Linked DNA regions of Homo sapiens: region 1 is linked to region 2. Evidence: chromatin loops called from intact Hi-C (ENCODE). Cell type or tissue: pancreas. All regions are shown on one strand. Each heading gives the region's core, and the rest is flanking DNA. Links, peaks and the distances in the headings are about the cores only.

Region 1 (11,895 bases), core at 2,037-10,036, 60 kb after region 2:
ATGGATAATGGTTATCTATTATTCCTATGAAATCTGCAAGAGCAATTTGCCATGCAGTCAACATTTCCCATGCTGCAGTGTGTTGTTGGGAATCCAAGGGAACAATAATTTTGTCTGGATCATATCCCATAAGCATTTTTGATCTATGCCTACCTATTGTTATAAGTTGAGTAATTAAAGAAAGATAAACTTGCAAAGATTTCACTGTCTGATTGGATTTAAAAAAAGCATTCTAATACTACTACAGATTTGACTATGAATTGGCCTAAAAGTCTTGTTGCTGAATGGGGGGTAGGAAGAATAAACAGAAGCAAAGCCTTTTGTGGCTGTAGCCAGGAGGCATGTCGTTGCCAAAACATCAGCTCTACAAGTTGTAACTTAGCTTTTGCCTCCTTAGTAAGTTGCTGAGGAGAGTCTAATGGAGAATCTCCTTGAAGGGTCTGATAAAGGTGTTTGAGTTGATAAGCAGGAATACCTAGCATTGGGCACAGCCAGTTAATGTCCCCTAATAATTTTTGGAAATCATTCAAAGTTTGTAATCTGTCCCTATGGAGGACTACTTTCTGAGGCCAAACACTTCTTTCAGTAACAATAGTGCCTAAGTACTGGTATCAGGAGGTTGTTTGCACCTTTTCTGGAGCTATTTTGAGATTCCATTTAAGTCAAAGCTCATTTTATTTATCTGAATAACTGATATAAAATTTGATCTGTAGGAGGGGCAGAAAGAATATCATCCATATAATGACGGATGTAGGCTGTGGGAAACATATTCAGAGGCACCTTTAATGCCTATCCTACAACATGCTGATATAATGCTGTTAAGCATGCCTTGGGGTAAGACTTTCCATTGATAATGAGAGACAGGCTCTTTTTGATTAACAGAAAGCACATAAAAGGCAAATCGATGCTTATCCTGCTCATGTAACAGTAAAATAAAAAAATAAATAAAAAATCTTTAAGATATATTACTTTGAGAGGCCAGCCTCCTGGAAAGGCTGCCGGGGATGGCAGACCTTGCTGTAATGCACCCATTGGTTTAATGTGTGCATTAATAGCTCTCAAATCATGTAGCAGTCATCATTTTCCTGACTTTTTAGGAATTACAAATACTGATGAATTCCAGGTGCTAACTGACTCTTCAATATGTCCTGCATCCATTTGCTCTTTTACTAGCGGATGGAATTGTGTTAGTTTCTCCTGTGATAGGGGCCACTGATCCACCCATACAGGTTTTTTAGTCAGCCACTCCAGCGGTAAAACAGTAGATGGGGGAGAAATATCAGTGACTCCCATCAGAAATTCTGATGACCTAGCCCTTTTCTATCTGTTTGCCCAGCTATTGATATAGGATCAGTGTTTCCCTGTAGGGACTTTTCTAAGCCTTTTCTGCCTGACATCCCATTTTCTTTAACATTTTGAACCCTGGATTGTCAATAGTTTCATTTGCAAGTCTTATATCCCATGCTGTAAGTAAATCTTGGCCCCATAGGTTAACAGTTACATTTGCAAAATAAATTTTAAAAGTACATGACTGTCCATCTGGTTTGAGACAGGGTAAAATTTCAGCACTCTGTTGAACACTTTGAGCTGTTCCTATTCCCACTAGCGATGTAGGAGTTAATTGCAGGGGCCAGGATGGGGGCCAATTGTTTTTAGATATTACTGACACATCAGCTCCCATATCCATAAGCCCATAGAAATTTTTTTCCTTTAATTTGCACTGTACAGGTGGGTCTATTAGATGCTATGGGTTGTGATAAATAAATTTTCCTCCTAGCTGTACTCCCAAATCCTTGATTCTCTCATTTCTCCTTATGTGGAGAAGGAAACAACTCCCAGGGAATAAGCAGTAGTTGAGTTACATATTCTCCAGGTTCAAAAACTAACAAATCTTGTGATATTACCACTACTTGAATTTCTCCTTCATAATCACAGTCAACAACTCCTGGGACTACAGTAATGTCCTGTAAGTTGAGATGGATTTTACCCAAAATTAATCCCATATATCCTGTTGGCAAAGGTCTCCAAATACCAGTGGGAATTTTAGTGGGTTTGTTTCCTCCAACTAATGTAACCCATTCTCTGACAGGGAGATCTATTCCTGTGCTTCTGGGTGTTCCTGGGGAAAGGGAATCAATGTTCCTCCATAGACTCCTCCCTGAAATGGGGTTGTGGCCTGGACAGGAAATGCCCTCATTGTTTGAGGGGACCGGGTCCAGGCTCCCTTCTTGGTTCCCGACAGAGGGGTGCCATTCTGATGAAATTTTGAACTGCATTGATTAGTCCAATGATTTCCTTTATTGCAACAAGGGCAAATTTCTGGAATTTTTTCTGCTGAAGGTTGGGTATTGCATTATAAGATCCCTTTTGCCCAAGGTCTGATGGCATTCCTTTTTGAAATGTCCGATTTTTCCACAATTATAAGATTTTCCCATTTTAGGGTTTGACCCTTAGCCCTTTTTAGATTTGTTAACTACTAAATTAGCCATTGCTTGAGCTAACATTGTAGAGCAATGAAGCTCAGTTCTCACATCTTGACAAGTTTTGAGAAAATGTCCTAAGTTTTTAGTACATCTCACAGGAGCCAGTGCACATTTATAATCCGTGTTTGCATTCTCAAAAGCTAAAGTTAAGGTTAGCATTTCTGCAGCAGTGGTATGAGGAATCTGATGCCTCACTGCCTCTTGTAATCATGCAAGAAAATGTGCATAGTGCTCCTTTGACCCTTGCATGCCATGTAAAAAGGATTGTATTGGGACCCCTTCCTCTGGAATTGTGGCCCAGGTGCATTTAGCAGCCAGTGCACGCTGCTTATAAGCAGCGTCTGGGAGTGTCATTTGATATTCCAGGTCTGAATAAGGGCCATTACCCAACAGCATATCCTCTGTAATGTCCCTGTGTCCGGCAGCACAATTCTGTCTAGCCTGGTGTGCACACAGTTCTTGCCAATTTAAATTCCATTTCAGATATGCACTAGCAGACAAACAAGTGTGAGCCAAATGCTTTACATCAAAGGATGGAAGACACATAGTTCAAAATACAGATTCTAACAATCCTAAAGTAAATGGGCTCTGTACTCCATTATTCACTACACTAGCTTTTAATTCCTTCAACAACTTAAACTCTAGTGAGGCATGTTCATAAATAAACTGCTGTGGATTATTTGGATCAGGCCTTACAGAAATAGTGAAAGTGCAATGTCCTAAGGGCTCTCCAGCTATGGTAGCAGAGCATAGAATTCTTTGCAGTGGGGTCTCTATTTCTGTTACTGAAGGAGATGGTACAGGTGTTTCTGCTACTGGAGGGGGTGGTAGACGCCAATTTTCATCCTCCCTCTCCTGTTTATTATTTTCTTTGGGTGTTGTGGGTGGGACAAAAGATTCTTTCAAAATTTGAGATTCAGAACATGGCTCCTGCGGTTTGGCAGAATAAGAATGAGATAATGGCAGGAGGACAGTATGGACTAAACTCCAAACAGAAAAAAAAGGAAGGATAAACTTTAAGACCTTTTTGATGAGCCCATTTTAATCCTTCCCCTACTCAGTTCCAATTTTCCACATCAAGAGCGCCTGTCTGCGGAAACGAGGGGTTATGCATGATAACCTCCTGCAGCAGCTTAGTCAGCGTTTGAGAACTAACCTGAGCACCAGATTGTTTACGTAAAACTTTAAGCAACTGCACGTAATGCTGCTCCTCAACAGACAAACTCTGCCCCCACGTTACCCTGATTCAGAAACTTCCCACTCCCAGTACCTCTTTAGGACACTGACCTTATATCCTCTGCAGGCAGACTCATCCCAGGGTTTCTCATTCATCTGGTCAGTTTCACTTTTTCTGCTCCAGCAGACCTTCTTTGTTCAAGTCCCTGTTCAGGTGCCACTTGTGGCTGTCAGTTCAGGACTGAAGAAGAAGGACAAACGCAGAAATGAAGACAAAGACAAAAAGATCTGTTTTAAAGAAGGGGTCAGGGGGCTCCTTGCTTCTAGGGAACAAGGGCCCTGAGCTTATACAGCCCTTTGTATTCATTAGGTAGAATCAACAGGGAGGAAGAGGTAATGGTTAGTCAGCTGCCTGATTTATCACAGGCTCACATAATTGGTTTCTTTGTACAACAGGCTCCAGATGTTCCTATAGATAACCACAAGAAACACTGTGCCTGGGGCATGACTGCCCTCAGCATTCCTTCTGGTTGCAGATGCAGTTGTCAGCTTGCCAACATCCTGCATTCATGAGAACAGTTTGCTGTTTGCTCATATAGCCTCCAGTGGTATAATGAGTTGGTCACAACACTCATTCTTTTGACCTCCAACAAGATAGTACAATAATTCCATTTTTAATATCTGAGGAACCTCTGTACTATTTTTCATAATGGCTGCATTATTATTTTTCCACCACTCAGTGCACAAGTATATCAATTTATCTACATCCTTGAAAATATTTATTATTTTCTCTCGTTTGATAGTGGCCATCCTAATGAGTGTGAAGTAATATCTCATTGGGATTTTGCTTTTCATTTCTCTAAAGATTCGTGAATTTGACCATCCTTTCAAATTCCTCTTGGCCATTTGTATATCTCTTTTGTAGAAACATCTGTTGAGAGTTTTGCCCATTTTTAAATAGGGTTGTTCAGTTTTTTTTGTTGAGTTTTAAAGTTGTTTATACATTCTGGTTATTAACTTCTATCAAATATATCATTTGTAATTTTTTTCTCATTTCTTACGTGACATTAAATGTTTCCTTTATGTCCAGAAAGCTTACTACATTTGAGGTAGTCCCATTTTTCTGCTTTTTTTCTTGTTACTTCTGCTTTTAATGTCATATTTTAAAAAATTACCAAGACAAATGTCATGATTTTTACCTCATATTTTAAGAGTTTTATAGCTATCTTACTTACATTTGTTTAATTTATTTAAGATATTTTTGTATATGGTTCAAGTCAGAAGTCCAATTTCATTTTCTTCCATTTTGATGTTCACTTTTAGAACACTATTTGTTAAAGGGTCTGTTATTTCCCTGTTGTTTGGTAATGGCAACTTGTTTGAAGATTATCTGATGATATTCATGATGGTCTATATCTGGGTTCTCTATTCTGTTCCATCATCTATTTGTCTTTCTGGTTGTATTTCTATAGCTTTGTAATCTGTTTGGAAATCAGGAAGTGTGACACCTCTAACTTCGTTCTCTAAAGCTTCTTTGGCTACTCATTGTCCCTTGATATTCCGTAAGAATTTTAGGACTTAAAATAATATTTCTAAAAAAATCGTAACATTGGGATTTTGATAGAAAATACTTTGAATTTGTGTTTCACTGTGAGTAGTATTGACATCTTAATAATATTAAATTTTTTGAGCCGTCAAGAGTCTGCTGTTTTAAGTCTCACATATTTTTTAATTTGCCAGTTTCCTTTTGCTTGTGATTTGTAGATGAGGTCTTATTATGTTGCCCAGGCTGGTCTCCAACTTTTGGCCTCAAGCTATTCTCCATCCTCAGCCTCCTGTTGTATTTCAATTACATGGATGAGCCACTGCACCTGGCCTCTTTATTGTTTTTCTGACATTTTTATGATTTGGAGGTAATTTTTGAAAAAGGTTATAAATATGTATCTCTTTAGAAAGTTTTTCATTTTTAATGTACTCAAAACACATAAAATGTACCATCTTAAATATATTAAGTACATAGTTAAATAATATTAAATATATTCACATTGCTATGCAACATATCGCTAAAATGATTTTATGTTGTAAAACTAAAATTCAATACCTATGAAACAACAACTACCCTTTTATTTCCACCCCTAAGGCTCTGACTGATACTATTCTACTTTCTGTTTCTAAGAGTTTAACTACATTAGATATTTTATTTAACTGGAGTCAAACAGTGTCTGTCCTTTTGTGACTGGTTTATTTCATTTACATAATGTCCTCAAGATTTATTCTTAGTGTAAAAATAATCAGATCTCCTGCTTTTAAAAAACTGAATAATATTCCATTATTTGTATATTCCAAATTGCCTTTATCCACTCATTCACTGAGGGACATTTGGGTTCCTTCCACCTATCAGCTGTTGTGAATAATGCTGCAATGAATATGGATATAAAAATAACTCCTCATTTGGCCATATATATGACAGTTTATTCCTGTGATCTATTCTGTTCCATTGGTCTGTCTGTCTGCCTTTATGTCAGTACCAAATAGTTTGGTTACTGTAGTTTTGTAATACATTAGGAAGTCAAGGAGTGTCATAGCTCCAATATTATGCTTTTAGAAAGTTGTTTGGCTCTTGATACTCACTTTAGATTCCATATAAGCTTTAGAATTTTTTTTGTATTTCTGCAAATGAAATGACAGTTAAAATTTGACAGCGATCACATTGAATCTGTAGATAATTTTGGGTAGTGTGAACATCTTCACAATATTGTCTTCCGACCCTTAACGAGAGCATGCTGAAGAGTGGGTTGTTTAATTTCCACATATTTGTAGATTTTCCAGTATTTTTTCTGCTATTGATTTCTCATTGTATTCCCTTTTAATCAAAAATGATAGTTTGTAATATTTTAATCTCTTTTGGGACAGAGATTTGCTATGTTACTCAGGCTGAAGCACAGTGACTCAATTATGGCTAACCACAGCCTTGATCTCCCAGGCTCAAGCAATCCTCCCACCTCAGCCTGCTGAGTGGCTGGACACACAGGCACGTGTAATCATGCCCAGTTAATTTTTTAATTTTATATTTTGTAAAGACAAGGTCTCCTTATGTTGCCCAGGCTGGCCATGAACTCCTAAACTCACTCAATCCTCCCAATTCAGCCTCCCAACATGCTGGAATGATAGACATGAGCCACCATCCCTGGCCCATATTTTACCATTTTAAAATTTAGCAAAACTTGTTTTGTGTCCTAGTAGGTCATCAACCCAGGAGAATGTTTCATGACCTATTGAAAAAATTGTATATTCTGATATTGCTGTGTGGAGTGTTTGTTTCTTTTGTTTTTTCACTTCTATTCACTGTGACTAGTGTTTTCTATATGTCTGTTAGGTTTAGAGTTTGCAGTGTTATTCAAATTCTCTGTTCTCAAGTTAACTTTCTGTCTGGCTTTATTATTCATTACTGATAGTGGGTAGTGGGGTAATTATGTCTCTTACTATTTTTGCATAGCCATTTCCTTCTTCATTTGTGTCAATGTTAACTTTATACATTTGGGAACCCTGATGTGAAGTGTGCACATATTTATTATTAACACAGCTTCCCCAGTGAATTGACAGTTTTATCATTATACAACATCTTTCTTTGTCTGTTGTTTCAGTTCTGACTTAATGTGTATTTTGCATAATTATGATCCACGTTGCTGTCATTTGATTGCAGTTTTCCTAGAAGGTATTTTTCATACTGGCACTTTTAGCCTATCTGTGTGCTTAGATGTAAATTGAGTTTCTTATAGACAACAGAAAATAAATCTTGTTTTTTTAAAATCTCTTTAGCCAATTTACATATTTCCAGTGTATATTTCACTCCATGTATATATTCATTTTAATTCTGAAAAGAATGGAATATTTCCTTTTTGTTAATAGTTCTATTTGTTTCTCGTAGGTATTTTCTCCTCTTTTCTGCTCTTATTGCCTTCCTTTGTATATAATTGATTTTTATAGTGACACATTTCTATTTCTATTTTAATTTGCCAAAGCCAAATTGCAAGATAAAAGGTTTGCCTTTAATCTAGTCTCTTGACATCTAAATTCTGGAGATTAAGGCTATGGACAGATCTAAAAACATGAGGTTTCCCCCTTCTGGGTCCCCATTTTTTGGACTTCTGTCTGATTTCTGGAAGAGTGATGAGTCCACACCAAGCAGCAGCGGACAGCAGTGGTCTATCTGTGGACACTTGTTTCCTGTAGGTCCCTCCTGTCTCTCAGTGCACCACCTCTCTTACCCTTGAAACAGGAGTGATATTGGCAGAGAAGAGGCATTCACTCCTATCTGGCAGAAAAGGAAAATTCAGGCCCTTTACCTCCCGAAGGTCAGAAAAGTCAAGAGCCCTCAGAGATGCACCTGCAATGTGGCAGCCACTGGCCACAACAGGCTACTGAGCACCCAAATTGTACACAGTATGTACTGAGATATGCTAGGGAAAAATATCAGAAAGTATTTTAGAGATTTAGTTACATATATATCTATATCTATATCTATCTATATATATGTAATGATTTCATTCTAATTATATGTTAAAATATTTTGGATATATTGGGCTAAGTTATTAAAATCAATTTCACTCATATTTCTTTTTCTTTATGCTGCTACTAGAAAACTTTGACACACGTGGCTCACATTTTATTTCTACTGCACATTGCTGCAATAGAAGATTGCCAGTTTTCAAAGCTCAGGCTGCCTCAAATTCAAGAGGAGAGAAAGATTGTAAAATCTAAAATTTAAAAATAATTGTCATTGGTCAGGCACGGTGGCTCACGCCTGTTATCCCAGCACTTTGGGAGGCTGAAGTGGGTGATCACTTGAGCTCAGGAGTTTAAAACCAGCCTGGCCAACATGGCGAAACAATGTCTGTACTAAAAATACAAAAATTAGCTTGGCAAGATGGTGGGCACCTGTATCCCAGCTACTTGGGAGGCTGAGGCAGAAGAATCGCTTAAACCTAGGGGGCACAGGTTGCCGTGAGCCAAGATCACACCACTGTACTTGAGCCTGGGTGACAGAGTGATACTCTTTCTCCAAAAAATATAAATGTACACAAAAATAATTGTCATTGTTTTCATTTTGAATAATACACACACATCCACACCCTCACCCCTCCCCTTTGTGTGTGCAACACACACACACAAAGTGGGGGAAAGAGAGAGAGGATCTTGTTCTGTCACCCAGGCTGCAGTGCAGTGGCCTGATCTCAGCTCACAGCAACCTCTACCTCCCAGGATCAAGTGTCCCTCCCACCTCTGCCTCCCAAGTAGGTAGGACCACAGACATGTATGACCATGCCATGCTATTTTTTTTTCATTTTTTAAGAAAAGGTGGGATGGGGGGCACCCACATCAAATAAATTATCCTTTTAAAGTGCTTTTGAATTTCATTTGCAACTATGTTGTGGATGATTTTGCATCTATGTTCATCAGGGATATTGGCGTGTAATTTTTTTTTTTGTAATGTCTATCTCTGGTTTTTGTATCAGGGTAATGCTGGCTTCGTAAAATGAGTTTGGAAGTATTCCTGTTTCTTCAATTTTTTTTCAAAGATTTGGTTCTTTTTAAATGTTTGGTAAAATTCAGGAGTAAAGTCATCAGATCTAAACTCTTTACTCATTACTGATCTATTCATGTTTTCTATTTCTTTATGGCTCAGTCTTGGTAGGTGGTACATGTCTAGAAATTTATTCATGTCTTCTCCCTTACACAATTTGTTTGGATATCATTGTAAATAGGAGTCTATGTACACAGCAATCTTATGACCTTTTGTATGTCTGTTTTGCCAGTTGTAATATCTTCCATTTAATTCTAATTTTATTTATTTGAGCATTTATTTCTTAGCCTAGCTAAAGATAGGAAGATTTTATGTTTTCAAAAAAAAAACAAGTTCTTACATTTTTTCTACATTTTCTGTTTTTTTTTTCTAGTGTTCATTGTATTTATTTCTGCTCTGTTTTTTTAATTAATTTCATCATCTGCTAACTTTGGGATAAGTTCTCCCTCTTCTAGTTTCTTGAGTTATATCATTATTTGTTTATTTGCAATCTGTCTTCTCTTTGGAAGAAGGTGTTTACTGCCTCTCCATCTCACTGGGATTAGCACCCATATTCGTTATGGTACTTTTTTTTTTTTTTGAGTCCATCAAACTTCTGATCCTAAGATTGCACCATTGGCATACTGGTAAGCAGCAGTGCTAAAAGTTCACATGATGAGTAGGGGTTTTACAGTGAGAGAATTACCCCAAATGTTTTGGGAGGGACTAATATTAAATTCTCTTTCTCCTTTTTATGACTCATCAGTGCCTAAGCCATAAGGCACAAGGAATGCACACCTCATCATGAGATTGCACGTGACAGCAGCAAAGGAAGCAGCAGCTCAGAAAAGACAAGGCCACTGTTCTTGCTTGCATGACAGTAGCACTTCTTAGAGCAACTGAATGACAAGCATAATTCTCTCCAAAGTAAAAGTCCCTTTTGTTTTTGCAATTTTACAGAAGACCATCCCTGGGTCTGTCCTGAGAGTGTGCAATAATAAACAACGTTCAGATGACTACCCAGGCATTTAGTAATAGTAAGCAGACCAGATGAAGCGACCACAGGGATATGGCCGGACTCCTGGTAATCAGGACTGAAGTGCTGACTGATTAAGGTGCTGTGTTTTCACTGCCTTGACACGCAAGTGTCTTGCAAACTGCCTGCCAAACACAGGCTAAACATGATGACACGTCACGCGGGAGAAGAGTCCATTGAATATTTATGTCTAGGTAATGTGTGCTTTAGTGTGGGCAGGGAAGGCAAATCATGATAAAGGCCACAAATTGTTATTTAGACCAAAGCAAAAGCCCACCACAAACTGATGGCTCTGACAGAGATGACTTTTAATGTATCATGAAACCAGTAGGCCAAAAGCAGTTAAAGTTGAGCAGATGTCCTCCGTCATGGGTGATTAATCCAGTTAGTGTTGTGAATTGTTTGATTAGCCTCCCCTTTACCCCATTGGTGAGGGAGAAATTACCACCCTAATGCTACTGGAATAGTTAAAACCATGGCACCAATCACTGGACAGATGAGATTGACAGCAGTTATTCATTACATATAATCATGGAAGGAGAAAGCTATGTAAGGTATACAGACCCACACAGCCATTGCACCTGGGAGCAGAGAGAACAAACAGGAGGTGTCGGGGAAGGCTTTGTAGTATCAAGAGGGTGAGATGCTCCTGGTTCCCACAGGAGGTGTTATTGGTTGGCCTGGATAATTCTGTGACCTTGGGGGAAACTGAAACACATTATACTACCAACTGCTAAGACTACAATAACATACCATAACAGTGTAATTCTGTAATGTACTACATAATACTAATGACAGTATGTTCTCACTTTTTTGATAGATTCTGGGAAACTGTGACTTTAAGTAAAACAATATACTATATAATAAAACCAATTTTACCATTGGCTAATTGATATAAACAAGTTAATTTTCCATGGCATACAGTATTTTGTTTTACTTAAAGTCAGTTTCTAAGGACCTATCAATGACGTTAAGTGAGCACTTACTGAACATGTATTTTAGTGATGTGTAATATAAAGTAGCTATATAAAATATACTATATAAAATATACTATCCATATACAAAACTACATGTGCTACACATTACAGTCTTGAACCACATAAAAATGTTCTAGAAATTGACAGACCATATATATGAGGGTGTTTTGTTGTGAGTAGGTATATGTAAACCTGCCTTTAAAAGCCAAGGGAGTTGAAAGGTTGAAGAATGAGGCTGACAAATCAAGTTTCTCAGAAAGGAACATTTAAGATGGACTTATGAATAGAAGCTATGTCTCAGATGGCTGAAGATGGTGGATCCTCCCACTGTTAACCCCTAAACCCAGACACTTAACACAGGAAAGGAATGTGAAGGACAATTGAAATCACCATATAAATTTGCCTAAGGGTAGGATTTACACTAAGTAACTGTTCACAATAACAACAAGATTGTTTTAAGGGTAGGGCTTACAGAACAGTAGGTTTCAGTATATGACATAGGTACTTGAAACCCCCCAAAAAAACATTAGAGGAAATACCTGTGTCATAATTTTAGGGTTTTTTTTTAGTAACTTAAAATCTGGTTATATTAAATTAAGTAATCTTGTTTCTCACTAAAAATTAACATTGCTAAGCATTAAAATGATAGTTTTAAGACAG
Region 2 (11,895 bases), core at 1,308-9,307:
AGATATTGTGTGGTGGTGCATGAATGATCTCCAGACCTTCCTCTAACAGCTGAGGAAACACAAGGCCTGAGCTCGAGGATCCTGGGCCTCTCCAGGATATTCTGTGTAGAGAATGGGAAGAGAACAGCCATCTCTAGGATGGTGCCTGTGGTGTGGGGTGGTTGCACGGAGTGGGATTCTCACGGCCGGGTTTCTCCATGATTTCTCTCTATTTTGCTCCTTCCCTGAAGGCAGCTCCATCCCCAACCCCAGGGCTGAAGTCTGGGTAGAACCAAGCCAAATTAGAGGAGAAGCCCATCCACTCTCCCGGGCTGGAGCCAAAACTGCAGGTCAACCGTATCAAAGCTGCTCATTAGCCATAATCCATCAATGAAGAGGGTCCAACATATATGCATGCGGTTCTCCATTTAAAACTCAATTCTCCAGGCTCTGCTATCCCCTCAACCTCTTCTTCACCAATCTGGGAAGGTACTGTTTGGGTGCTTAGCTGAGAAGACTTGTCTAGCTAAAGATAAGGGAATAAAATTCAGGTCGGGAGGAGATGCCATCTGTCAAGGAGCTATGATTCTCTGTCCCAAAAAATGGATGAGAAGATTTTGCCTTACCACTGTCACCTTTGTAAAAGACTTTTGATGGTAAAGAAAAAAAATAGATCTTGATGGGACTTTGAGCTGTTAGGGAAGAGCTGGAAGCAAGCGGCCAGCTTCTGTATTGTTCCCTGGGGCCCAATCCTGGTAGTATTTATTAATACACATGCATTTCATTATCTTTGCTAATAAATTGCTACTAATAACAATTATTTCTATTACACTGATTAATTTAGCCTCAACTCTTTAAAAGAGTGTGTTCCTTCATAGCCAAATTTTATTAGAACGCAGTCATCTGTCATTAGGAATCTCCTGGCAGTGTGACTCCATCAGAAGTGTTATGCTTATGTTTGTTAATTATTCATCACCATGATTGTTGTAATTATCCTAATTATCCATGGAGGCAGGAGAATGTATGCCATTTCATTCTTAGATGGTGGGAATCCAGGAATGGAACCCAAGAGTCCCAATTCTCCACCCAACTGGAAACAGTTGAGGCATCTAGCTCCTTCTGGAATCCAAGGGGACGTTTGGGGAACTGAGGTTGCCAAGGAAGCAGGAAAGCAGGTATGAGCCTTATCATGAGAGGTCACTATAGAATTACCTCCTCAAGTGCTGCCAGGAGGGAAAACTGAGGCAGTTGTCTGATCAGGGGACTGTGTAAACGAGTAGCCAGGAAACATGTCCTAGGGTATCCAGTGTATACGTGTGGCTCCTACAGGGAGCCAGCCTGGCCCATCAGGGACACTTGTGTTTTCACATATTTTATTGGGTCCCTACTGTGCCAGGCACAGTGCTCCATGATCTGAAATGTATTAGGGGCCAGAGAAGATAGCTGGGGGAGTGGGTGATCTCCAACCACCAAGGGAGAGGCTGATCTCTAGTTAGGTCTTTATACCACTGCCCTCAATCTACATATGCCCGCACCTCTCACCTCTGTCAGACTCTTGTCTGAGCCATTGCCCATTGGGATACTCCCCTCCCTACAGCCTCCTACCCCAGACACACAGCACCCAAACCATAGGCCCTGGCATCCTCACACAGCCCCCTGCCTAGCTGATCAATTCTGTGTCCTCTCTGACTCAACTGAACTGTAGATCCTGGAGGCAGCTGCAGGCACCCAGGGCACCACTGCCAATCTAGAGCTCTTTCCTCAGGCTCCTCATATCCTAATTACCAGGGCTTGGTGCCACAAGTTTGATCAGTGTTGGCTCAAGGATGCTCCTAAGGACGGGGCCAGTGGGCCTCAGACAAGAACAGAGGGGGCCTCAGCACCAAGCATGACAATGAATGACCCTACACCCCCATCTTGCCTTGGAAAGACACAGAGCCCAGATTCAGCTCTGCCTTCTTCCACTAAATTCTGGAAGTCTCTGTAGGCAGAAAGCCAGGAAGAAATAGTGCAGTGTCAAGGGCAGTCCCTGGTTCTAAGATGTGGGAAGTGTAAGCTTCTTACTTCTTTCTAATCCATTGACCAGTCCTGTCATTTTTTTCCCTGCTTATTTGAATGTCCTTGTTCACCTCTGAGCCAGTTTTTCCCTACACTTGACCTTTTTATTTTCTCCATAGCAGCATCTCCTCACTTTAGAGACCAAGATCACCACCTTCTCCCCACCATCTGGTTGGTTTAAGCAAGGATAGGCCCCGATGAATCACTCCCTTCCAGACAACGTATTTGGGGACAGAAGTCACTAATTGGCTTCCCAGCCCAGCTTTAACACAAGACTCCTTGGGGTGTGTGATTATACATTACAACTGCTCCTCCAGTATATGGCATGAAGTCCTAGAGGCCAAAGTGGCCTGAACTCCTTTCACCAAGCCCCAAACCTGGCTCCTAGTGGGGGCTCAAAACTAACAATGGGAATGACCAACGATGTCAAATGAGTCTTGGGCAATTTGGAAGGAGAAGTCATAAAGGACATGGGGTAGGGGCTATAGGCCTATTTCCCCTGGCTTTTTTGTGGGGGTTAGGGACTGGTTTGAAGAACTGTTAAAGTGCTGGGCCTTTGAAATCCCAAGTTAAAGCAACCTCCTTTCTTTTCTACTAGCCTGTGGTCCCATCTCCAGTGAATACCCTTCCCCTGGTGAAGAAAAGAGAAGGGGCTTTTGACATGGTTTCACCTCCCAGTGTCAAGCAAGTTCCCCCACCCTAAGCACACACCATCACTGGGGCCTCCTCTTCTCTGGAGGTCACCTCTGGGGCTTCTCCTCATCTCTGCAGCTCTGCTGGGACCTCCTGAGGTGGAGCAGGGTCTAGAGTCAACCAGTGGCATGGTGACTGCCTCCCTATTCAGGCAAGCCCCCAATCCCCTGAAACCTCAGCTTTGTGCCAGCCCAAAATTCTTTGGGAAAGGAAGAAATTCCATTGATGAGGGTGACATTGCTGCATCCCTTATTGGTGATTAATAAGGGAAATCTTGGGGCTGTCTGTGGAATGAGCCCTTACTGGGTACCGGGGTCTCCAATTTGGCCAGCAACCAAGAAAGAGGAGGGGCACTGGGAAGCCTGAAAGACACAAATGAGAGAGACACACACAAGGAACAGGAAAGAGGGGTTTAGACTCCGGGTGGGGGAAGAGGCCAGAAACCCAGAAAGAGAGAGGCAGAAAAGTCAGACATATGAGAGAGAAGGACAAGAAATAGCAATAGAAAGGAGGCAGGGGAGGGGCAGAAATCAGAGGGTAGGAGCAGCCAGGCAGGGGAAAGAGAAGAGGGCCCTGACTTACAAGTACCTGAGAGGCTTTCTGCTGACCTCCCCTGCCTGCCCCCGAGCCTTGAAAACCTGAAGGCCAGCAGAGCCTCAGGATAGTGCTGCCCTGGGAAAGGCTACCACAAGGCCTTGGGGCTCAATCTCAGGAGATTCTTCCATGACTCCCACCAGCCCTGCTTTAGTTCTGACCAGGGTCCCCTTCTCCCAAGAGATTGCTCAACCTCACCATGCCCCGAGGGCCCCAGGCAACCCTGAGCTGGGAGCACTGGAAAGAGAGGTGGTATCAAGAGAGGTGGGTAACAGGAGGTGGAGCTTGCAGTGAGCCGAGATCGCGCCACTGCACTCCAGCCTGGGCGACAGAGTGAGACTCCATCTCAAAAAAAAAAAAAAAAAAAAAAGAGGTGGGTACATTTGAGCCCCAGGGCAGGGATGGGTGGAGGTTGGTCCTGGGGCCAGCCATCCCAAAGAGAGTAGGAGCTCAGGCAGGTCCTGCTGTCCACAGAGTCCGCACACACTGGGCGCCTTGCAGCTCCAGTGTCTGGAATTGCAAATGGAAATGAAGAGGATCCCACCACACTCCAGGGCTCAGGAGGGATTGGAGCTGAGAGACCATGAGGACCATGAGGAAGGGAAGTTTTCATCTCTTCGCTTGCTTCAGGAGGAAAAATGCCCCCCCACACCCGTGCCCCTGCCCCCGCCAGGCCTCCTTCTTGTGTGAGTTAGTTCTGCTACAGTGGAAAGGAGCTCCCCAGTTCCAGATTTTGCAAAGGGTGTCACATCAGCCCCATGTCTCTTCCCAAGGGCAGAGGACTTACTGTAGCTAAGGCTCTGAGCTCCAGCCTCCCCTTGCCTTTGTGTCTTAAAAATTCCCTGCAGCCCGCCTTCTCCACTTGTGCACATCACCACGCACTGAGGCCCTCGCAGGCGCCAAGGCTGCTTCTTTCTACCTCTTGCCTCATTCTTGCCATCTGCTTATCGCCCATTGGTATGAGCCTGAATCATCTTCCCAGGGGAAAGTCCGCGCTAGGAGCCCTGTGCTCTGACTACCTGGATTTATTCCCTGCATTTTCACGCCACCGGTGCCCAGTAGCTTCTGTCTTGGAACTGGTGCGCATGGACCGATGAGTCAGGGATACCCACTAGCTCTAACCATTCCTGTAAGTGATGCCTCATTAGGGCCGCTGTGGGGTGGGTTCTCCATCTGCGTCCACCTGGCAACCCCGCGAACTCTGATCGCGTGCCCTTTTGCACCCGGGACCCATGGATGCCCAGCCCTGGGTCATCCTCATTCCATCAACTGGCCTACCTGGTTAATCTTGCAGAGGTCTGCGCACATATTGCTGCCCTCGCAGCGCCCGTCAGACTTCAGCACATCCTAACATTCGTGTGGGATTTATTGAAACTGAGGTAGAAGACGACGCACGGCACCGTGATGTAGGTGGCCGTGCTGATGGCGCCGCTGTCCCCGCGTCCGCAGACACCGAGGGCCCGGCTTGCCTGGCTCACCCTTCTTTCAGAGCAGCCCCAAAGGGCCTGGAGGACTCGGGTCCCTAGGAGGTCCGGGGCGGGGGATCATTTTGTTGGTAAAGCCCTGCTTCCTCTGGGGGCCCTGCACCAGCGTGGAGGGTGACTGCGCATCGCTCTGCTCTGCTCCCTCAAGGCATTTGGCCACCCGCCGGCGCCGGGCCCTGCACAAGGCAGGGGTCGTACACCACGCTGCAGGTGGCCTGCATCTCATGGTGTCTGTCTGGGCCCCCTGCCCTCCACAGCACCGGGATGGGCACTACCACTATCAGCAGCATCAGCACGCTGGCGTGGGGAGCGGAGGTGGGGGGCGCCAGGCAGCTCGGCTGCGCCAGCAGCACAATGTTGCCAGTGGTTGGGGCCTGCAGGCAAGGGGCCCGCGCTCACCGGGGTCCGGCTCACCCAGGGTCTGGAGGAGCTGTGGGCATGGGGCTGGGCCTCGGGCCCCGCGCTGAGCTGTCTGAAGTGAGGAACCCCCGCCTCCACCCGCCTCCAACCCAGCTCCTCCTGTCTCCTTGCTCTCCGGCCAGCAGCACTGGCTCCGCGTGGCTCAGAGGGCACCAGGGCAGGGCTGCGGACGCCCCGTGGTGGGAGGGGCAGAGAGGGGCACGACTCGAGGTGGGAGGGGCAGAGGGTCGGGACCACAGATGGGAAGGGTAGAGGGGGGCGGAGCCGCGGGGACCCGAGGTGGGAGGGGCAGAGAAGGGGCGAGGGCCGAGATGGGAGGGGCAGAGGGGCGGGGCCGCGAAGCCCTGCGCGGGAGACCCAGAGGAAGAGCAAGACTTAGGAAGCCAGAGACTGAGACTCGGAAATGGGGAGGCGGCTAGAACCAGAAAAACAGGAGAGGTTCTTCCAGGGAAGGGAAGAGTAAGGACCAAAGTGCGAACCGAAGAGAGGACCATGGGGAGAGCTAGACAGCGCCAAGGGGTTTGAGAAAGGAGAGGCCCCGAGAGTCGGTCACGCGAAAAACTGAAAGGGACAAAGGGAGGCGCGAGGGGCCCGAACCGCAGCGGGTGGAAGCGAGGGATGGTGCCCGGGTCTGCAGGGGTCAAAGAAAGCGATTTGGGGGACGACAGGGTGGACGTCGAAAGGGTAGGATGAGGAACAGGGTTGTGAGGGGAAAAGAGGATAGGAGTAAGGTTCGTGGGCCCCGAAGACCCCAGTCTGGGAGATCCGGGGGTGGAATGAAGGCCAGTCGGGACGCCCAGCGGAGCCCGCGTACTGAGAGCAGCCGCCTCCGCGCTTCTGGCTCTCACTGTTCCAGAGACCCGCCTTCCCCCAGGAGGGGCAGTTCCTTCAACCCCTTCACGCCTCTGCCCCTCCCTCACGGAGCTCCAGCCAGGCAGCTTTCTCCTGGGACCCTTTTCCTCCATCTTCTTCTGATCCATCCCCTTATCTCTGCCTCTAGACCAGGGAGAAACGTGGATCCTAAGAAGGTGTGCAACCCCACGTTATTTTTCCATGCTGACAGGTACAAATACATCCCGGGTTCATGGACCCCTTCTCCAGCCTCCAGGAGGAGGGGTGGATCTCATCCAGCCCTTCAGTTTCTTCTTCCTCATCCCCCACACTCCTCAGCAACCCCCTAACTCTTCTTTCCATCAGGTTGTGGGAGGCTCTATTCTTCCTCAGGTTCAGAAGAGTGTTTAGGTTGCATAAACCGACGCGTGTCTGCTTCCATCAAAGTATTTGTCACGTGATCTGAAGCCCAGCTCCTGTTGTTCCACTGCTCCTACTTCTCCCTCCTTTATCCAGCCCACCAGGGAGCACTCTGCCATGGGAGGCCTCTGGCTGGCCGCTAAAGGATAACACCCCAGCGGGGCGGGGTGGCGCTCGCGTATAATTCTAGAACGCTGGGAGGCCAAGGCGGGAGGATTGCTTAATCCCAGGAGTTTGAGACCAGCCTGGGTAACACAGTGAAGCCCCCATCTCTACAAAATGTAAAAACTTAGTCAGATGTGGTGATGTGTGCCTGCAGTCCCAGCTACTCTGGAGGCTGGGGTGGGAAGTTCGCTTATGCTCGGGAGGTCGAGACTGCTGTGAGCCATGGTTGCTCCACTGCACTCCAGTCTGGGTGACAAAGCAAGACTCTGTATCAAAAAAAGAATGACATTCCATCCTCTCTTCTCCTGAAAAGCTTACTTCAGGGTCACACTCTCCCCCTACTGACCCACGAGGATGGCCCACAGGAATCTCTGGCCTTCCCCATGCAAGGCTGAGCACTTTAGGAGGCTGAGATGGGAGGATCCCTTAGACCCAGGAGTTCAAATTCAGCCTGGGCAATATTAGGAGACCCTTGCCCTGCAAAAAAAAAAAAAAAAAAAAAAAAAAAAAAAAAAAGCCCATCATGGTGGCACAGTCCTGTATTTTCAGCTATTTGGGAGGCTGAAGTGGGAGGAAGACTTGAGCCTACTTCTAGGCTGCAGTGAGTTATGATCACACCACTACACTCCAGCCTGGACAAGAGAGGGAGACTCTGCCTCTGAATAAATAAATAAAATTAAAGACCTGCTTGCCAATTCTAAACCTGGTGGTTTTAGGTAAATAGCCTACCCTCAGAGCCTTGAGTGTTCTCCTTTGGGAAAAAGGTGGTTGTGAGGATTAAATGAGATATAATACATGCAAAGCTCTGGGTTCAGCATCTGACCATTATTATGCATCTTGTAAATGGTAGCTACTATACCTACCCAGACACAGTCCACAGGAGGGCTTGAGGTTCCCATGCATGAATCCAGTCCACCATTGAGATTATGACTTGCACAGTTGGGCCCAATCCACAGCAGGGGTTTACCCCCATACCTCGTGTTGGAGCATGTGAAGGATTGTGAATCTCACCCCGTACCTCCTCAAAGGTGTGATTGTTACATACACTTTTGCCAAATACCTGAATGATTTTATTTTCCTGCGTGGGTACAGACCACAAATGAGACTGTGAAATATACTTGGACCAAACACCTTGGTGATGTCACTATCTTTTCTTGGCTCTGCCCTCAGAGTGGATTATGACATAGGTTTGGGCCCATTACCTAGTTGGTTTGACCATGCTCTACTGCCTGGACACTGCTTAAAGGGGGAATATGTGTGATATAGCTATGAGCTCATAACTTAGGGGACATGACTCTCCTCTCCTACCTGGGTGCTGCTTCCAGTGAATATTTTTACATATTGCTGGGCCTTGCACCCAAATGATGTGACTCCCCTACTAAAGCCCTTCCCACAGAGGGCATTGTAACATATCTCTGTGCCCACCATTTAGGTGATGTGACTATTCTCTTTTGTCCGGGCACTGCCCACATGGGACATTGCAACACATCATTAAGCCCAGCACCCAGTTTATGTGACCTTTCTGCCAGGGCCCTGCTGAAAAGATGGATATCAACATATCCTTGTCCCAAAGCCCAGGTGCTGTGACTCTCTTGCCAGGTCCCTGCCCACAAGTGAGATTGTTCATATACCTAAGCCCAGCTCACAGGCATGATGATTACTCTCATACATGGACTCAGCAAAGAGAAGAGATTTGGACTCTCATAGATAGGCTTAGGGCACTGGGTAAGGTCCTAGGTCTCCTACTTGTGGAAAAGTCACAGAAGATTATGACATGTATGCATACAGTATAAAGCCCTTGAGTGACATAGACAGTGTCATAACAGGGCCCAACACACAGATGAGATTGTGATTCTCATAAGCACATGCAGCTGACAATTAGAAGAGTCACCCTCACATATGTGCTCAGCCCACTGTTGAGGTTCTGAAACTCATATCTGGAGGCATTCAAAAGTTTGAATTGTGACTCTCATATGTGAATCTGAACCCAAGGTAGGATAGTGAATCTCAGACCGAAATTCAGCACACCTGTGAGGCTGTGACTACACTACTGCCTCACTGTTCACAAAAGCAGTGGAGCTCTCATGCGCAGATCCTGTTCACCACTGGGATTGTAATCTGAGGACTTGGGGGCAACTCACTGGAGATGTTAACTCTTATACCTGGAGCCAGGGAATATGCAGGCTTGTGAATCTCATTCCTGGATCTTTTTGCAGGTTTGTTATATATAATTCTGCCTAGCACCTGATTGATTTTACTCTCTTGCCTGGGCCCAACGAATTGTTGGTATTGTGACATCTATCTGAGCCAAGAAACTAGATCATGTGGTATCTCTGCCTGGGCCCTGCCCACAGGGCGCATTGTGACATATCTATTGGCTCATCACCTAGGTGATGTGACACTAATTTCCTGCCTTGGCCCTGCCTTCTGTGGGGATTGCAATATATCACTGGTCCATCATCTTAGTTATATGACTCTCCTCTGCTGCCTGGGCCTTGCTACTATTGGGTACTGTGATGTATCCCTGAGCCCAGCACCCAGGTAATGTGACTCTCCCTTACTGCCTGGGCCTTGCCTACAGTGGGCATTGTGACATATCACTGGGCCTAGTATCCAGATGTTGTGACTCTCCTTTAAAAGCCCTGCTTGCAGAGAAAATTGTGATATATTCTAGACCTGACACCCATGTAATGTGACTCTACTGCCTGGTGCATGCCCACAGGTGGGATTGCAACATGTAACTAGTCACAGTTTACAAGAATGCTGATGACTCTCACATGTGAACCCAGCCAATAAAAGAGATTTTGACCCTCCGAGCCAGGCTTAGAGAAACAGGTAATGTCCTGAGTAATGTGACTATTCTCTTCTCTCTCCCCCATTGATAGCCAACAGGGGACATTGTGACATTTCTTTGGGCCAATCCCCTAGGTGATGTGACTCTCCTCTCCTGCCTAGGTTCTTCCCTCCTGTGAATTTAAAATATCACTGAGTTCTGAACCCAGGTGATGTGCCTCTCCTGCCTGGGACCTGCTTACCGAGGCATTGTGACATATTTCTCAGACCATCAACTAGGTGATTTGACCCTCCTCTTTTGCGTTGGCCTTGTCCACAGAGAGAACTGTGACATACTGCTGAGGCCTGCACACAGGTGATTTGATTTTGCTGTCAGGGCACTGTCCACAGGGAAGTTATTGACAGTAACAATTGTCACCCTCCAACATGGCCAGAGACCACTGTTGTGGTTCTGTATCTCACACTAGGTAGCAGTAGAAAGTTGAAATGTTAACTCTCATACATAGATCCAGTGCACAGGTAGTTTGGAGAATCTCAGACCAGGTTTCAGCACACCTGTAGCATATGACTCCTGCACATGGACACAGTTTCTGGTGGGATTGTGGCTCTCATGTATGAATTTGGGCCACTGTTGAGATTGTTACTGGTGTATTCGGGCCCAACTCACAGGAGGTGTTGACTCTCATACCTTGAGCTGGGACATGTGTGGGATTATCTCATCCTTGGACTTTCTGAAGGTGTGATTGTTACATATACCTTTGTCTAGCACCTGATTTGACTATCCTGCCTCAGTACAGCTCACCAGTAGGACTGTGAAATATAACTGAGACAAGGTCCTAGGTAATGTGATTCTTTTGCCTAGGCCCAGTCCTCAGAAAGGATTTTGACATATCCCTGGGTCCATCACCTAGGTGATGGAAGTATTCCTTTCTCCTCATGCCCTGCACACAGTGGGAGTTGTGACATACCACAGGCCCATCACCTAGGTGAAGAGACTCTCCTCTTTTTCCTGGGCCCTGCACCAAGTGGGATTGTGACATATTGCTGGACACTGCACTCAAATGATATGCCTCTCCTGCCTAAGCAATGCCAAGAAGAGGCATTGTGACATACCTATGAGCCCATCACCTAGGTGATGTGACTCTCCTCTCCTGCCTGGGTCCTGTACAAAGTGTGGATTGTGACATATTGCTGGACCTAGCACCCACTTGATGTCTCAGACCTGCTTTCAGCACACCCATAAGCCATAACTCCTGTACCAGTACAGCATCACAAGTGGGATTGTTGTTCTCATGAATGGATTCAGACCACTGTTGAGACTGTTACTGGTGGGCTTGGGTCTCCAACTCACACTTCTATGCACACTCAACCAACAATGACACTCAGAAGACTACTCTGCGTGGCCCTGCCCTCAGCAGGCATTGTAGCATATTGCTGAGCCCAGCACTCAGGTGATGTGACTTACCTGCCAGGGCCCTGCACACAGGAGGCATATTGACATATTACTGGCCCAGCATTTACTTATGTGACTTTCCTGCCTAGTTCATGCCCACAGATTAAATTTTGACATTTGCTTATGTTCAGCTCACAGGTATGGTGATGATTCTTATACATGGATCCAGCCAATAAGAAAGATTTTTACTCTCATAGCTAGACTTAGAGCAACCAGTGTGGTCCCAGGTCTTCTAGTTGTAGAAAGGTCACAGAGAGTTATGACACTCATACATATCCTATAAAACCTTTAGGTTCTACAGAGTATCATAACAAGGCCCAGCACACCAGTGAGATTGTTAATTTCTTAGGCAAAACCAACCAACAGTAAGAAATGTCACACACTCGCATGGACACAGCCTAATTTTGAGGTTCTGAATCTCACATCCGGAGATTGTCAAAAGATGGAATTGTGACTCTCACATGTGGATCCTGTCTACAGGTAGAATGGTGACTCTCTCACCAAGATTCAGCACAGTTATGAGGCTGTGCCTCCAATACCAGGACACTGCTCACAGGTGGAGTTGAAGCTCTCGTGCATGAATCAAGTCTAGCATTGAGACTGTGAATCACACACTTGGACCCAACTCACAGAAAGTGTGGATTCTCAAACCTGGAGCTGTGATGTATATGGGATTGTGAATCTCATCCCTGGAGTGCCCACAGGGTATGTTTGTTACATATATAATTACACGGCACCAGATTGATTTTACTCTTCTGCCTGGGCCCAGCCCACAGTTAGGACTGTGACATATACTTGGGCTAAACACTTAGGTGGTATGACTGTCTTTCTTGAGCACTGCCCATAAGGGGGATTGTGACATACCTCTTGGATAATCAGGAATGAAATTTACCTCTACTTCCTGGAACATATACACAGGCAGAATTGTAGCACATTTTTGGGCCTTTCACATGAGTAATATGACTCTCCTCATTTCATTTTGTTGTGCCCCAAGTGGGGATTGTG

The links. A loop is a pair of places that touch in the nucleus more often than their neighbours do. Peaks named below come from ENCODE experiments on the same cell type or tissue, not always from the same donor. Only the 100,000 strongest peaks of a DNase experiment are listed, where the experiment ranks them.
Region 1: it touches region 2 in a loop (4-fold over the local background); 4 of 110 quality-filtered maps call a loop at or near these places.

The regions. Positions count from the first base shown.
Region 1 is chr16:35,509,020-35,520,914 of GRCh38, reverse strand. It overlaps LOC105371204 (a long non-coding RNA gene), which reads right to left. Exons shown (of 3, transcript XR_942170.3): 2 at 3,771-3,900. Among named protein-coding and RNA genes, the nearest start is that of LINC01566, 150 kb to the right of the region's middle. In pancreas, for the core only: no CTCF peak of the experiment used is centred there; no DNase peak of the experiment used is centred there.
Region 2 is chr16:35,568,252-35,580,146 of GRCh38, reverse strand. It overlaps the pseudogene C1QL1P1. Among named protein-coding and RNA genes, the nearest start is that of LINC02167, 170 kb to the left of the region's middle. In pancreas, for the core only: no CTCF peak of the experiment used is centred there; DNase peaks (open chromatin) are centred at 4,886 and 5,136.